Linked DNA regions of Homo sapiens: region 2 is linked to region 1. The links are chromatin contacts, found by Hi-C or POLR2A ChIA-PET in ENCODE. All regions are on one chromosome and are shown on one strand. Each heading gives the region's core, a stretch centred on a gene start or an enhancer-like site at or near the end of the contact. The rest is flanking DNA. Distances are from core to core; before and after follow the strand shown.

Region 1 (4,377 bases), core at 784-3,283:
GCTTCCTGCATCTCGCATAGTTCAGAAGCCTCTGGAGTGGTGAATTGGCTGCAGCTTCCAATGGTGATAGCATCACCAGCCCTCACAGAAGGGCAATCTGAGCACCTCAGAGCTTTTGCCTCATTGGGCACCCAATGAGGATTGTCTCTCTCTTTTCCACCCTTCCTCTTGGGGAGCTGTGGCCATCTTACCCTAAATGTATTTTCCCCCATTTTCAGAGGAGGCAAATGTGGCATGCCAAATGCATTTTTAGTGACTGAGATCTTAAACGTATTTTCCATCTGTGCTAGGTCATTACGTCGTTAAACCCCTTGATATTTTAATGATTTTTATGGTCAAGCGATGCATAGGTTTGTTCAAGTTATTATTCTCTACATGTGCCATTGCTCATAAGATGCTCCAGCAAGAGCCCGCCGAAGGCTCATTTAATACATGGCACTGTTCTCAACGTGTCCTTTCTCGGCAGCCCAACCCCGGCACTGGCAATGGTCACAGCAGAGCATATCACACCAGGCTTTGGGTGTAAAGACGGAGAGTACAGTTCAAATGACGCCTGCAAATCCCTTCAGAAATTGCCGTGTTGGAGACCCTGACACCATTTCTCACTAAGCATAGGACGGGCTCTCTCTCCGGTGCAGAAGCAGAGTGTTGTCTCTTCAGTAAAGCCCCAGGACAGGACTGGCCTGTGTCTAGGGGCCATGCTAGTATTATACAAAGGCTTGCTAGTGCTCACGTATGAGAATGAGGCAGGAACCAACATCTATTGGGAACAGCAGATTTATATCCCCTTATTGAGTGAAATGGGCAGAATTGCCTACACTATTTAAATGTTCTCTCTCTCTCTCTCTCTCTCTCTCTCTCTCTCTCTCTCTCTCTCTCAGTTCAGCCTTACTAAACATACAGCAGTGTACAGCATGGCTGGATATAATATGGCAGACACAGACAGGACTGGACAATGGTCCAGGATACCCAGGTTTCAAAGTCACAAGCCTTTCAGAGATTGCTAATGCAAAAGGACTTAGGAGGCGGTAGACTTAAAGCAGGTAGAAGTCCTTGCCTTCTCTGGGCTTCAGTTTCCTCACCTGTAAGATGCATGCTTTTGAGTAGGATGATCCCAAGGCTCCCTTCTGCACCCCCTGACATTTGGTGAGTTTGCAGCCGAGAAAGACTGGCCACCTGGGACAGCCTCAATGACCCAGTGGCCTCCTAGAAAAGCACCAGCCCCCTCCTGTCTCCTCCTGGGAATGTCATAAGACAGAGTTTGGTAAGAGTAAGAACAAAGATGAGAAATGGCTTCTCTAGAGGACGCCTGGAAATCCATTCTACTTGCCTCCTGTGTCTCTTCAGTTGAGCAGATCTTAATCTAGCACCTGCTAAAGACAGAGTGCTGAGTTCTAACCCCTGGCACTTCAGAGTGTGACTGTGTGGGGAAATGGGGTCTTTACAGAGGTAATCAAATTAAGATGTCAGTAGGGCGGGCCCTAATCCAAGAGGACGGTCATCCTTATAGGAAGAGGAAAATGGGACACAAACAGTACAGAGGGAAGACAATAAGAAGACATTTCTTATCATTTAATAAAACAATCAAACTTATATCAAGGTTGGAGTTTCACAATGTCAGGGACAGTTCTCAATGGGCTGTGTTTGTTAGGTACTGGAAAAGTAAAGAAGTTATATAAACTGTCCCTGACATTGTGGAACTCCCAGTCTTAGTATAAGTTTGAATGTTTTATTAAAATGGAGAAAACTGAGTGTTTGGTTTTGGTTGGGGGTGAAACCCATTGGGAACAACTCTATGGCATATCAGGGCTTCTTTCTGAATGAATTTCTAGATTTACATCTCTTCGTGGCTGTGGTCATCATTAGTGCTGTTTACCAGATATTTCCAGTTCCCTTTCTACTGAGTAGATAGTAGATCCATTTGTCTTTGAGCCACTAAAATTAGGTGTGGCTATGTGGCTTGCTTTGCTGATGAAATGTGAACAGAAGTCATGGGTTTCGCTTTCAGGCAAAAGCCTGAAGAACCATCACATGCTCTCCCCGTGGTTCCTTTTTGGTGCTACGGTAGTGAGTAATAATCTAGAGGGTGGAGGCTGGCTAGCCTGTGTCTCTGGATGAGGATGAAGTGGAGTAGAGACCTTGCTGATCCATGAGGGACATGGAAGATGAGCAAGAAACGAGCCTTTGTGGGTTTAAGCCATGGAGATTTACAAAACCTTTTATTATTGAAAATTTCAAATATATATGTATATATACAATACAATATATATATGCATATATATAATATCAAACCTGTTGTACCCATTACTCAGCTTCAGCAATGATCAGTGCTCAAATATCAATGATCAATGTGTAAAGCCTCTGTGATTTGGAAATTTTTTGTTGCTACAGCACAACCCAGACAGACCCCACCGAAAATGAGAGGAAAGAATGTGGTTTTACAGAAACATGAGACGAGCGACAAGGAGCTAAAGAGAGTGGACACAAAATGCTTGAGATTTGATTTGTATGCTCTATTTTTAAAAATGTGTATGCTTTTAGTAATTCAGGAGAGCTGAACATCTGCTTGAATTAGTTGAAGTAAAAGATGCTTGTCTTAGTCCATTTGGGTTGCTAGGACAGGAATCCACAGACTGGATAGACATTTATTTCCCACAGTTCTGGAGGCTGGGAGGTCTGAGATCAAGGCGCTGGCAGATTTGGTGTCTGGTGAGGGCTGGATTTCTGGTTCATAGAGAGCGCCTTCTCCCAGAGTCCTCTTGTGGCAGAAGGGGTTTCTTTCATAAGGGCTTTAATCCCCTCCATTAAAGGGCTCTTCAGGGCTCTGTCCCCAAGACCGAATCACCTCCCAAAGCCCCACCTCCAAACACCGTCACCCTGGGGCCTAGGATTTCCACCTGTGAATTTTACCTAGCATTGCTGGACACTCAGAGTGGGCCTGCTTTGTGGACTCCTGTCCCTTCATCTCCACCTAAGGCCACCTCCTCCAGCTCACCCTCCAGCACTCCTGGTAGCTGGCACTTAGCTTCTCATGAGCTCTGCGATGTGTTTTCTGTGGAGAGAGATGGAAGCCCTGTGGCCTTGTGCAGGGACCTACCTCAGCTTTCTGGGCCCGGCTTTGCACATCTGGCCTCATGAAGGACGTGTAGCTGCTGCGGACTTCAGGGGCAGCTCCAGAGAGTTAGGCCTGCTGAACGGTTAAGTCCTGTTCTTTCCACAGAGCCAGTTTGATGTAGTGCATTTTAAGTCACACGGGGACCTTGAGGCACATGTTTTGTTATCCCTTAGGTATACTTGTTGCAATGATAGTAGTGTAGCAAAATATCCCAGCAAAACCTCCACTGGTGGCTGAGCCCACTGAGGACCTGTGTTTGCTGGGTTAACTTTCTCTCTGTGTAGTTCCTAAAGGACCGGAGTGTGTTGCCCAGCTACCCATGCTTTTCTGCTAGTCTACTGGACTGCCACGGAGCTGGCACTGCTACTGTTATTCTGATTTTGTAGTGTAGGTAATTGGGCAAGTCTCCCCTCTACTCTTCTTTGTAAAAGTTAATTATTTCTCCATTGAGTTTCTCAAAAAGAAATCCAGTTGGAATTTTGATTAGCATTGCATTAAATTTATAGGTTCATTGTTCATATAACTAGGTCTTTATAAATGTCATCCAAAGTAAGTCATCTTACATGAGGTCATCCTACCCAAAATGTGGAATGTACTCTATTTATTCAGATCATTTTATGTTTCCTTATTAGAATTTAAGACATGTTTTTAGAAGTTTTGGGTATTCTTGGCTATTACCTAGATATATTTTGTAATTCTTGCTGCTATTGTAAATGGTATCTTTTTAATAATATTTTTCAGCAGTTATTGTGGGTGGACAGAGATGTTGTTGATTTTTGCAGGTAGATTTTGTGTCTGGTGAACTTGCTGAACCTTCTGAGTTCTAATTGGTTTGAATCTGTTTTTTCTTTTTCTTTTTTTGAGACAGGGTCTCTGTCACCTAGGCTGGATGCAGTGGCACGATTTTGGTTCACTGCAACCTCTGCCTCCTGGGCTCAGTTGATCCTCCCACTCAGCCTTTGGAGTAGCTGGGACCACAGACATGTGCCATGATGCCTGGCTAATTTTTTGTAGAGGTAGGGTTTTGCCATGTTGCCCAGGCTGGTCTTGAACTCCTGAGTTCAAAGCAATCTGCCCATATCAGCTTCCCACAGTGCTGGGATTACAGGCATGAGCCACTGCACTGGGCCTGAATCTGTTTTTTCTAAATTGACAGGTTACTTTGTTTTTTTACTGCTACAGTAAGAAGCACCCTCCCCCAACCCCAGTTAATCTCTGTGATAGGTGGGGGTGGGGCTTAGGGGAAGGGTGACTCACTAGAC
Region 2 (4,377 bases), core at 494-2,993, 150 kb after region 1:
TCACTGCAACCTCCGCCTCCCTGGCTCAAGCAATTAGCCTGCCTCAGCCTTCCGAGTAGCTGGGATTACAGGCGCACACCACCGCACTGGGCTAATTTTTGCATTTTTAGCTAGAGACGGGGATTTGCCATGTTGGCCAGGCTGGTCTTGAATTCCTGACCTCAGGTTATCTGCCCGCCTCGGCCTCCCAAAGTGCTGGGATTACAGGAGTGAGGCACTGCGCCCAGCCTATTTTTTATTTTTATTTATTATTTATTATTATTATTTTTTTTTTGAGACAGTCTTGCTCTGTCGCCCAGACTGGAGTGCAGTGGTGCGATCTCGGCTCACTGCAACATCCGCCTCCCAGGTTCAAGCGATTCTCGTGCCTCAGGCTCCCAAGTAGCTGGGATTACAGCTCCGCCACCATGCCCGGCTAATTTTTATATTTTTAGTAGAGACGGGGTTTCCCCATGTTGGCCAGGCTGGTCTCAAACTCCTGACCTCAAGTGATCTGCCTGCCTCAGCCTCCCAAAATGCTGGCATTGCAGGTGTGAGTCACTGCACCTGGCCTATTTTTTTTTTGAGATATGGTCTCACCCTGTTGCCCAGGCCGGAGTGCAGTGGCACTTTCTTGGCTTGACCTCGGCTTGGGAGATCCTCCTGTCTCAGCCTCCCGAGTAGCTGGGAGTACAGGTGTGCACCACCATACCCGGCAAATTTGTATTTTTTTGTAGAAATGCGGTTTCACTATGTTGCCCAAGCTGGTCTTGAATTCTTGGGCTCAAGCAATCTGCTTGCCTCGGCCTCACAAAGAAAAATAAGTCTTTTTTTGTCTTGTTTTTTTTTTTTTTTTTTTTTTTTTTTTTTTTTTTTTTTTTTTTTTTTTTTTGGAGACAGAATCTCGCTCCGTAGCGCTATCTCGGCTCACTGCGAGCTCCGCCTCCCAGGTTCACGCCATTCTCCTGCCTCAGCCTCCCGAGTAGCTGGGACTACAGGCGCCCGCCACCACGCCCAGCTAATTTTTTGTATTTTTAGTAGAGACGGGGTTTCACCCTCTTAGGCAAGATGATCTCCATCTCCCGACCTCGTGATCCGCCCGCCTTGGCCTCCCAAAGTGCTGGGATTACAGGCGCGAGCCACCACGCCCGGCCGAAAAGTAAGTCTTTAATGATCAAGAACATCAAGCTTCATTGAAATACTGAACACATTAGTCTAATTATATTTCTATATTATGAATACCAGTTGTTTAAATATATCATTGGTAATTCTTTTTTCCAAGAAAGTTTCTCAAATATATTAGTCACTGGAATTCACTTCAACAAGATTTGCATGGAATTTTAAAAAGTAGGTTTAGGCTTTCTGCAGTAATCAAAGCACACTTAAACAATCATTAAACAGAAGGAAGTCATACTTTTTTTCTCCTACATCTCAAAGCTGTGCAGAACAGCCACATCCCCAGGAGTAAGTGGCCCACACTTGTTTGTTCTCTGGAATTGTTTCAATTATGTTTGTAGCTGAATATACATTCATTCTTAGAAAATTAATATGGTTCAGAAGAGGAAATGCTTGTATATTTCCATGATTATTTCTGAGATAATAGAGAAAATATTTGTATGTAAAGCTGGTTCCAGTGTCAGAGTAGTCATTTTGGTTACTGTGTTTGTTGGCCCAACTACTCTCTCTTAAAAGCTCAAAATTATGCTGGCAGGGAGCCATGCCATAGAAACTCCACCCTGAGGAGTGACTCAGATAGTTAGACAAAAGCATTTAAACTTCAAGATTTTTTCAGGCTTCCCTCTTGACACTCCTTCCTCTTAGTCAAAGAATTGATGACTACACATTTTGTGTAGTTAAAGGAAAAAAACTAACACCATTCTTGAATCAATAATGCCTGTTCTCAATTGTTACCTATTAAAAGGTAAAATACAACAAATAGTTGGTTTCTTATCACCTTGAGAATATCTTTTTCACTGAATATATGTATGTGTGTGTATGTGTATGTGTGTGTGTGTGTGTGTGTGTGTGTGTATATATATATATATATATATATATTTTTTTTTTTTTTTTTTTTTTTGAGATGGAGTCTCACTCTGTCACCCAGGCTGGAGTGTAGCAGCGCAATCTTGGCTCACTGCAACATCGGCCTCCTGGGTTCAGGTGATTCTCCTGCCTCAGCCTCCCGAGTAGCTGGGACTACAGGCGCCCACCACTGTGCCCAGCTAATTTTTGTATTTTTAGTAGAGATGGGGTATCATCATGTTGGCCAGGCTGGGCTCGAACTCCTGACCTCAAGTGATCCGCCCGCCTCAGCCTCCCAAAGTGCTGGGATTATAGGGATGAGCCACCGCTCCTGGCCTGCTTTTATTTTTTTATCCAAGATTCAGAGGGTACGGGCACAGGTTTGTTACATGGGTATATTGCATGATGCTGAGGTTTAGGCCTCTAATGATCCCATCATCCAAGTAGTGAACACAAGTAGTTCTTCAAACCTGGCCCCCCTTCCTCTCTTCTGCCTTTTTGAATCCCCAATGCCTACTGTTCCCATCTTTGTGTCTGTGTGTACCCAGTGTTTAGCTCCCACTTATAAGTAAGAATGTGCGGCATTAGGTTTTCTGTTTCTGTGTTAATTCGCTTAGGATAATGGCCTCCAACTGCATCCTTGTTGCTGCAAAGGACATAATTTCATTCTTTTTTATGGCTGCATGATTTAATTTTTTAAATTATTAAACTAGAGGGAAGAAGGAAAATAGAACTAATTTCTCTTGAGTGCTTACCATGCCAGATAGGGACTTTCTCATAAGTTACCACTTTTTGTGATAAAGCCTTGCTGGGTGAACATTACCATCCCGATTTTTAGCAGGAAAACTGAGACAAAGAGATAGATTTTCCAGTGTCACTTAGCTATTGAGGTCAGGGTTGGAATTCAAACATAGGTCTATCTATTTGAGACTATTGACTCAAAATTCAATGTTCTTTACCCAAATCAATCCTGTCAGAAAGGAAACTAAAAATGCTTGCAAAAAAAAAAAAAAAAAAAAAGGTAGGAAGGGCTGGACACAATGTCTCATGCCTGTAATCCCAGCGCTTTGGAAGGCTGAGGCAGGTGGATCACCTGAGGTCAGGAGTTCAAGACCAGCCTGGCAAACATGGCAAAACCCCATCTCTACTAAAAATACAAAAATCAGCTAAGTGTGGTGGCACACACCTGTAATCCAAGGTACTCAGGAGGCTAAGGCAGGAGAATCCCTTGAACCCAGGAGGCGGAGGTTGCAGAGAGCCACAAAGATCCCGCGACTGCCCTCCAGCCTGGATGATAGAGTGAAACTCCATCTCAAAAAAAAAAGATAAGTATCATATATGGCTTATATGAGGAAAGGAGGTTCTCTTCCATCTTCAATCCTTTTTCCATTCAATGAATGGCCTTCATAGCATCATACATAGGATGTTTCCAGATCCTAATTTCTTGGGTATTTCTAACACTGTAATCCAGAATCCAGAAATCACAATTTCCTAAATCACTATTTTGATGCTCAGCAAAGCAGCATGGACCCTGAGGTGTATCAGTGGGTAACACTTTAGGTTTTATTAGATTGGGACATGCAGCAAGAAAAAGAACCTAGAAATTACCATAGGTTTGAAAGGAGAAAAATTAACATGTCTAGGATGTCTAAGCATATGGAAACAATAGCCCTGCCAACCATATTGATTGATTGATTGATTGATTGATTGATTGTTTAAAAAGAGATGTGGTCTAGCTGGGTGTGGTGGCTCACACCTGTAATCCCAGCGCTTTGGGAGGCCGAGGTGGGTGGTTCACTTGAGCCTCAGGAGTTCGAGACGAGCCTGGCCAACATGGCAAAACCTCATCTCTATTGAAAAAAAGAAAAAAAAAACAGACATGGTCTCACTATATTGCCCAGGTGGGTCTCAAACTCTTGGCCTCAAGCAATCCTTCCATCTTGGCTTCCCAAAGTACTGGGATTACAGGTGTGAACCACCACTCTTGACCAGAAGGCAATTTAGAAATGTTGTCATGCTAGTCTAAAATCCATACTGTATTCAACAAGATACCCAAGAAATAATAAAAGAAAAAGATATATTAGTATTTATTTAAAACATTTCCCCTAAGATACCACTACCATATTATTATACTAAGCAAAAAAAATAAAAAATAAAAATGTAATGTTTTAGTCTTTAATTCAAGTTTGTCTTGATGACAAAAACAGGATTTAAGATACTTCAGTAAGTTTCTAAATATTAGGTTCTTGTGTAAAATGCATTTACTGTCATAAATCAAGTATTACTCATGAGTTGGAGAGAATTAAAAATGCAATCCAATCTTATAAAAAGAGTCCAAGTCATAAAGACAAGCAATCAATCATAAAAGGTCAAGAA

The links. A loop is a pair of places that touch in the nucleus more often than their neighbours do. ChIA-PET counts read pairs that join two places held with the same protein, here RNA polymerase II (POLR2A). Pooled maps may share reads with other maps.
Region 2: a loop to region 1 is called in a map of CD14-positive monocyte, with 2.4 times the contacts of the local background. The contact joins two enhancer-like sites. A Hi-C loop is called at or near these places in 2 of 168 maps with a recorded cell type or tissue (CD14-positive monocyte and endothelial cell of umbilical vein) and 6 of 50 pooled maps. POLR2A ChIA-PET finds 5 or more read pairs at or near these places in 10 of 52 experiments (A673, CD4-positive, alpha-beta T cell, CD4-positive, alpha-beta memory T cell and 6 more).

Annotation. Positions count from the first base shown.
Region 1 is chr14:50,062,772-50,067,148 of GRCh38, reverse strand. All of the region lies in intron 2 of LINC01599 (long intergenic non-protein coding RNA 1599), which reads left to right. Among named protein-coding and RNA genes, the nearest start is that of LINC01599, 40 kb to the left of the region's middle. RefSeq lists enhancers at 1,825-2,184, 2,555-2,604, 4,160-4,369. Within about 2 kb of position 2,033, at least 8 of the 41 ENCODE cell types and tissues checked have a DNase peak (open chromatin) inside an H3K27ac peak, as active enhancers do; they include CD14-positive monocyte, where a contact is called at or near this core.
Region 2 is chr14:49,909,162-49,913,538 of GRCh38, reverse strand. No RefSeq gene overlaps it. Among named protein-coding and RNA genes, the nearest start is that of ARF6, 18 kb to the right of the region's middle. Within about 2 kb of position 1,743, at least 15 of the 41 ENCODE cell types and tissues checked have a DNase peak (open chromatin) inside an H3K27ac peak, as active enhancers do; they include CD14-positive monocyte, where a contact is called at or near this core.